Regions from separate parts of the Homo sapiens genome. Here region 2 is linked to region 1. A link is a contact called in ENCODE Hi-C or POLR2A ChIA-PET data. All regions are on one chromosome and are shown on one strand. The core of a region is the stretch at or near the end of the contact, and the rest is flanking DNA. Distances in the headings are between cores, read along the strand shown. Region 1 overlaps GNG2 (G protein subunit gamma 2). Region 2 overlaps LOC105370502 (a long non-coding RNA gene).

Evidence for each region. A loop is a pair of places that touch in the nucleus more often than their neighbours do. ChIA-PET counts read pairs that join two places held with the same protein, here RNA polymerase II (POLR2A).
Region 2: a map of posterior vena cava shows a loop between it and region 1 (12-fold over the local background). The contact joins two enhancer-like sites. A Hi-C loop is called at or near these places in 1 of 168 maps with a recorded cell type or tissue (posterior vena cava). POLR2A ChIA-PET finds 5 or more read pairs at or near these places in 1 of 52 experiments (activated T-cell).

What each region holds. Positions count from the first base shown.
Region 1 is chr14:51,937,720-51,941,583 of GRCh38, forward strand. The region is part of intron 2 of GNG2 (G protein subunit gamma 2); the gene reads left to right. Among named protein-coding and RNA genes, the nearest start is that of RTRAF, 50 kb to the right of the region's middle. Within about 2 kb of position 2,217, at least 5 of the 41 ENCODE cell types and tissues checked have a DNase peak (open chromatin) inside an H3K27ac peak, as active enhancers do.
Region 2 is chr14:53,215,881-53,219,744 of GRCh38, forward strand. The region is part of intron 5 of LOC105370502 (a long non-coding RNA gene); the gene reads left to right. Among named protein-coding and RNA genes, the nearest start is that of DDHD1-DT, 64 kb to the left of the region's middle. RefSeq lists a silencer at 1,611-2,030. Within about 2 kb of position 1,716, at least 21 of the 41 ENCODE cell types and tissues checked have a DNase peak (open chromatin) inside an H3K27ac peak, as active enhancers do.

The DNA of each region.
Region 1 (3,864 bases), core at 967-3,466:
CACCCACTAATGTGTCATCTAATACATAATTTTAAAAAGTGAATTGGGAAATAATATTTTTTAAAAGTGAATTGGGAAACAAGTGTGTTACCAGCCCTCCTTGTACTAAGCTGATAAAAGGAGACAGGTGCTCTGCTGAGTCTTTCCATATAAGATACAGGCCTGAAGGGGAGAAGGGAGCAGCCAATTATGGAAGCCTCAGGTGCTAGGCTTGCAAGTTTATTCTGTGGCCACAGGAAGCCTTAACGAACAACGAAAAGTGTCTTCCAGAATTAGTGAGGTAACGCACAGGCTCTCACATTCGTTCAGTGGCTGGTTTCTTTAGAAACTTATTGTAACATGTGCATGCACTTCTGGGTCACACACATTAAGCACGCAGTAAATCCTTGTTAATGAATTTTAAACCGCAATTTAGAATAGTCACCATCTCTTTAATAGGTTCTTCATGAAAGTTAGAAATTCCAAAAAAGGATTCACCAACCCTCCCTCAAAAAATTTCCCCCGCTTAGGATTGCTCATGAAGTTCTTGCTTAATAGAGTCACAGTTGGTTGTATCCAGAGATTTTTCCCTTTGCCATTCTTATTTCATGATTCTTTCTTCATGTTCTTTGTTATGAGGAATGGAGATTATGCATGTAATGTTTTAGGTCACAGTGTTTAGTAGTTGCTCAATAAACAGTGGTGGTCATTGTTTTCTGTTCATTCCCACTCCTTGTATAGCACTCCATAATTAACAATGTGCTGTCACAAACATTAGGCATGCATGTACAATCCAATAGTTGTTATCCCCACTTTAAGGCTGAGCAACTGAGGCCCAAAAAGATGAAATCATTTTCTCACTGTAAAACAGCTGGGAGTTTCAGAGCAGACTAGAATCCAGCTCTTCTGTCTCCTGGCACATGTTTTCTCACTATTATACCTAGTGTCATTTGTACCACTAGAAATATCCCCAGATAACACAGTGATGGCAAACAGTGAATTTCACACAAGGGGGTGGAAGAGGTCCAGTTCCTATTTGGGGAACTCAGCATCCTTTGTTCACCAAAGGATTTCTCATGTTATGATTTTGGAAGCCTAAGAGACCATCTAAGCAATGGCAAGGAAGCTCCACCAGGGTAGTCTCCCTGAACTACAGGGGTTGCCTGAGGTTTGAGAGACACTGAGGATTTAGGATGGAAGCAGTGTGAGTGGTTCGTTTTAATAAAGAAATTAATTAACCAATAGATAATTTCCTGCAAGGAGGCAGAAGGCTGCTGCCTTTCAGATCCCCCTTGCCTGCTGTTGCAGAGTATTAGGCATCCATAGGTTAAGAGAGCTATTTTTATGGAAACTAGTTCATTATTTCTCTTTTGTTGGAACCCTACTGGTTCATGGTCTGGGCTTCTGTATTAAAAAAAAAATCCAACATCCACAGTTCAAAGTATTAATCTTTTTTCCGTGGAGTGAACAAAGCCCACCTAGCGTCTAAGAATGCCAGCTCCCATTTATAGATACAAGCTGTTTCCTTATCCAAGTCTCAGATAAAAACTAAAAGCTTACATGTCATTTTAAAGTTGCAACATGGCCTATTCGTTTCATTTTACAAAATTTGTGAAATCCATGACTTTGAAGTCATTTTTCGAGGACTCTGTTTTTTGTCAGGGTTGTTAGAAACAGCTAACCAATGACCCTCTTTCCCAGAGGAAGGCTGCATCTTGTAAAGTTAATGTTTTCAAAACCAGCAGTTTACTGGAAAGCAGAGAGCTGTCATTTCAAATGATGGCTTCTGGCACCTGCGTGAGACAGGGAAGCCATGTTGCGTCTTACTCTCCACCCACACAGCATAGACGGCTCCCATGCTGATTTGAGGGAAGAAATACGTTGTTTTGTCTCTCTCCCACTTGGTAAGTGGCAACTTCCCAGTGAAACCGCATGGAAATAGTCCAGAGTGGATTTTAGGTTGCTCTGTCAATATGTTGCTCCCTTGGGTTATTTTCTTCCTTCTTGACCCCCACAGCAAGTTTGGTTGTTGGGGTTTCCACACTGGTCCTCATTTGCATTTGCTCTCCCTGTGCCATACAGGTCATAAAATTGCTGTTATGTATGTGAAAACGGCCAAATATACCATAGACCCCAGATTAGGATCAGTCTGGTGCCTCTGAAAATGTGAATTGAGAAGAACTGAAAGAAAATCTTTCCCTGGGGAGACTGCAGCCGAAACACCCTTCTGACGAATGTGCTGACCTAATCTAAGCCTCAATTTCCTTCAACAAGGGATGCATCGCTCACTTCCCTTGAGTTGTGAGAATGAAACAAGATAATGCGTTAAAGCCCTTGGCCCAGTTCCTGGCATGTGGCGAGCTCTTGGTCCATAAGCAAATCTTCGTATTAGTGTGAGTTCCTGGTCCTCCATGAAAGAACAAAGCTTTTGGCCTGTAAAATCTAATTTCTGGAAATGAGAAGCACTAAAAAGAAGAGGAGTGGGGACGGAGTGGGGAGGCACTTGGAAGGCTCCTGTTTTGTTTTGTTTTGTTGACAAATTCATTCTTCATCTTAGCCAGCGCCATGGAGTGAGTCCAGCTCTCTGTGTCTGGCCCCGCTGTGAACCCCCTGAGGCTATCCACAGTTGGATATCTTCCTGTTCCTTCCCTGCCCTACCCTCTTCAAATGCAAACTTGGGGGGGCTCAAGATTATTCCATACCCTTTATCTCCAAGCTAGTCCATGCCTGTTGGTATAGACATCTACCCTACACACACCTGCCCGCACCCTCTCTATTCTCATCTCCTTTTTTGTTCTTCATCTCAAACCTCCACACTGCTGCTCAAAAATGAACAAAGGTGAATGAGGAAACCAGGGCATCATGACACCTAAAAGATCTTTGTGACTTCCCAGTTGTTGAAAGACATGATTGGGAAAGAGTGACTGAGTGTGCAAGGTGGATTCCAACCCAGATCCTCCGGGGCTTGTAAGAGTTGAGAGAAAAGCAGTAAGTGTCCCAATAAATCTTTATTGATTTAAAATCTGCTTAGTGACTGAGAAGCCAAAAGAAATTAGTGTTTGCTGATTAGTAGAGATTGAAATGTGCTATTTTAGTATTTTCAGGTCAAAGTGATGAACTGGCAATAGAAAAAGGTGCCTGACAAACAACGACCCTGAAACCTGGCAGGCCGATATTTTGCAATTATTACTTGATTCACAATTCACATTGCAGCCACTATTGATAAGTTCACTAGAGTTCTGTTTGTGAAAGCCCTTTAGAGGAATGGATATTAACAGTATTTTAGTATATATTATCTAATATTAGTATATATACCAATCTAATTAATGTATATAAATATCAATTTTATGTTGTGTGTATATATACATCATTTAGTAGTATATAATATAGCATATGTTAGTATATATAATATCAATTTGATGATGGATTACTTACTTGCTGCAGAATAAATTAGAGTAAGGATCAAAAAAAGTGAGTGGCAAAAATGACCAAACTAAACATGGGTTATGGTATGAGCAATTAACAAAGACATTTATCCAGATGACTAATTGCAAAAGCTCTGACAAATTCTAAATTGGAACATCGTGAAATTAGTCTGCTAATTCAAAAGCAACTTATAAACAATCACCAAAGATGTGGCTGACTGACAAACAAGAATAATAAAAATATTAAGTGACTGAGAGACTATAAACCTCCAATTTGTATTCTAGACAGAAAAATTGTTTTATTGCCAATGTAATCCTAACTTGTAAATACACAAAACAAAATCTCTCAGCACCTACTGCAAATACCAAAACACAGTCCTGAGAAACATACAGTTGTAATTGAAATTACAGGCCTTAGGGAAGTCTGTCTGGATGCCACCCTTGAAAAACACCATTGAAG
Region 2 (3,864 bases), core at 466-2,965, 1.3 Mb after region 1:
TAACTCAGAATACATATCACTCAGAGTTCCTACATAACATATAGAGTTCTATATTTGTTTGTAATTCTTATTTTAAAATTTCATGTTAAATTTATGTACAATGAAATGTGAAATGCACAAATCTTAAGTGTACCATGAGATTCACTAAATCATACATGTGAGTAACCTACACACCTATCAAGATATAGAATATGACCCTGACCCTGAAAACTGTACTCAAGCCCCTTTCCAGGAAGTCTTCTCTTCTAGAGGCAGTGACTATTCCAATTTTCTTCCAACTAGTTTTGCCTGTTATAGAACTTTATATAAATTGAACTGTACAGTATATTCTCTTTCATGTAAGACTTCTTTTACTCAGCGTAATGTTTTTGAGATACATAGGTTGTATGTATCAGTACATTTTTTTTTTTTTTTTTTTTTTAAGATTCAGGGTCTCACTCTGTCGCCCAGGCTGGGGTGCAGTGGTGATCTTAAGTGTACCATGAGATTCACTAAATCATACTGTGTCCAAAATTGGTGGGTTCTTGGTCTCACTGACTTCCAGAATGAATCCGCGGACCCTCGCGGTGAGTGTTACAGTTCTTAAAGATGGTGTGTCTGGAGTTTGTTCCTTCTGATGTTCGGACGTGTTCGGAGTTTCTTCCTTCTGGTGGGTTCGTGGTCTCACTGGCTTCAGGAGTGAAGCTGCAGACCTCCGTGGTGAGTGTTACAGTGCTTAAGGCAGTGCGTCTGGAGTTGTTCATTCCTCCCGTCTGGAGTTGTTCATTCCTCCCAGTGGGCGCGTGGTCTTGCTGGCCTCAGGAGTGAAGCTGCAGACCTTTGCAGTGAGTGTTACAGCTCATAAAGGCAGTGTGGACCCAAAGCGTGAGAAGCAGCAAGATTTATTGCAAAGAGTGAAAGAACAAAGCTTCCACAGTGTGGAAGGGGACCTGAGCGGGTTGCCACTGCTGGCTGGGGCAGCCTGCTTTTATTCCCTTATCTGGCCCCATCCACATCCTGCTGATTGGTCAGTTTTACAGAGAGCTGATCGGTCCGTTTTACAGAGAGCTGATTGGTGCGTTTACAATCCCTGAGCTAGACACACATTGCTGATTGGTGTATTTACAATCCTCTAGCTAGATGTAAAAGTTCTCCAAGGCCCCACTAGATTAGCCAGACACAGAGCACTGATTGGTGTGTTTACAAACCTTGAGCTAGACACAGAGTGCTGATTGGTGCTTTTACAAACCTTGAGCTAGACACAGAGTGCTGATTGGTATATTTAAAATCCTTCAGCTAGACATAAAAGTTCTCTAAGTCCCCACCAGATTAGCTAGATACAGAGTGCTGATTGGTGCGTTTACAAATCTTGAGCTGGACACAGAGCACTGATTGGTGCACTTACAATCCTTTAGTTAGACACAAAAGTTCTCCAAGTCCCCACCAGATTAGCTAGATACAGAGTGCTGATTGGTGCATCTACAACCCCCCCTCTCCCACTAGACACAGAGTGCTGATTGGTGCATATACAATCCTCCCCTAGACATAAAAGTTCTCTCAAGTCCCCAACTGACTCAGGAGCCCAGCTGGCTTCCCCTAGTGAATCCTGTGCTGGGGACACGCTAGCAGAGCTGCCTGCCAGTCCCGCGCAGGCACGCCCACACCCCTCAGTCCTTGGGCAGTGGATGGGACCGGGCGCCTAGGAGCAGGGGGCGGCGCCGGTCGGGTAGGGTCGGGCTGGCGGGAGCCCGGGGCGGGGCTTGGGCATGGCTGGCTGCAGGTCCCCAGCCCTGCCACACGGGGAGGCGGCTGAGGCCCAGCAAGAATTCAAGCTCCGCGGGGGCAGGCCAGCAGTGCTGGGGGACCCGGCGCACCCTCCGCAGCTGCTGGCCCGGGTGCTAAACCCCTCACTGCCCGGGCCGGCGGTGCCGGCGGGCTGCTCTCAGTGCGGGACCTCGGAGCCTGCGCCCACCCGGAACTAGCCGCGTTCAGCCCTGGTTCCCGCCCCCGCCTCTCCCGCCACACCTCTCCACAAGCAGAGGGAGCTGGCTTCAGCCTCAGCCAGCACAGAGAGGGGCCCCCATAGCGCAGTGGCGGGCTGAAGGGCTCCTTGAGCATGGCCAGAGTGGACGCCAAGGCTGAGGAGGCGCCGAGAGCCAGTGAGGGCTGCTAGCATGTTGTCACCTCTCAATACATGTGAGTAACCTACACACCTATCAAGATATAGAACATTACCCCCACCCCGAAAAGTGTACCCAAGCCCCTTCCCAGGAAATAATCTCCTTTAGAGGCAATGACTATTCTGATTTTCTTCCAACTAGTTTTGCCTGTTATAGAACTTTATATCCATTGAACTGTACTCTTTCATGTAAGACTTCTTTTACTCAGCATAATGTTTTTGAGATACATAGGTTGTATGTATCAGTAATTTTTTTTTGTTTGCTTTTAGATTCAGGATCTCACTCTGTCACCCAGGCTGGGGGGCAGTGGTGCAGTCATAGCTCACTGCAGACTTGAGCTCCTGAGCTCAAGGAATTCTCCTGCCTCAGCCTTTCAAGTAGCTAGCACTGCTGGTATGCATCACGACCTCTGGCTAATTTTTTATGTTTTTCAGTAGAGACAGGGTTATTATTATTATTATTATTATTTTGTGACAGATTCTCACTCTGTTGCCCAGGCTGGAGTGTGGTGGCACGATCTTGGCTCACTGCAACCTCCGCCTCCTGGGTTCAAGTGATTCTCCTGCCTTAGTAGCTGGGACGACAGGCGTGTGCCATCACGCCAGCTAATTTTTGTATTTTTAGTAGAGACAGGGTTTCACTATGTTGGACAGGCTAGTCTCGAACTCCTGACCTCAGGTGATCTGCCCGCCTCGGCCTCCCAGAGTGCTAGGATTATAGGCGTGAGCCACCTCATCTGGCAGGGTCATTATTTTTTAAAAGTCTTTAAATTACCAAGTAATATTCCATTGTATAGATATACTAAATTCTAAAAATCCATTCTTCAGTTGAAGCACACCTGGGCTGTTTCCAGTTTCTGGCTATTGTGAACAAAGCTACTATGAATATTCCTGTGAAGGTCTTTTTGTTGATACACACACGCACACACTCAATTATATGACTGATATTTTTGGGTCATAGAATATTTACATTTAGTTTTTGTTTTTAAAAAAACTGCTGTACTTTTCCCCAAAATGATTATACCATTTACACTCCCACCAAAAATCTGTTGCTTCATATCTTCATCAATATTTGGTATTGTGTGAGTTTTAAATTGTAGACATTCTGGTGGATGTGTAATAGTGTTTCATTATGGTCTCATAAAATTTTGGTTTACTAGTCTTTCTCTGCAGACTTTGAACTTCCTGAAGACAGACATTTTATTCATATCTTCTGTACCTAATAATGTCTGATATAGAGTAGGGCTCAACAAATATTTGTTAAATTGAACTGATCTGAATTGAATCCTTCTGTACGTAGCAAATAAAAAAACCCACTTCTTTCCTCACTTTATCCCTTTAATCAAAAGGCAGGGTGAGGTTTTTTTTTTGTATTGCTTTGTTTTGTTTTTGAGACTGGGTCTCACTATGTCGCCCAGGCTGGAGTGCAGTGGTGCAATTATGGCTTACTGCAGCTTTGACCTCCTGGGCTCAAGTAATCGTCCCACCTCAGCCTCCTGAGTAGCTGGGACTACAGGTAAGTGCCACCATGCCTGGCTAATTAAAAAAATTTTTTTTTCAAAGACATGCTCTCGCTATGTTGCCCAGGCTGGTATTGAACTCCTGATCCCAAGAAATCCCCTCACCTCATCCTCCCAAAGTGCTGGGATTACAGGCATGAGCCACCATGCCTAGCTAGAATGAGCTCTTCTGTTATAAGCAGTAAC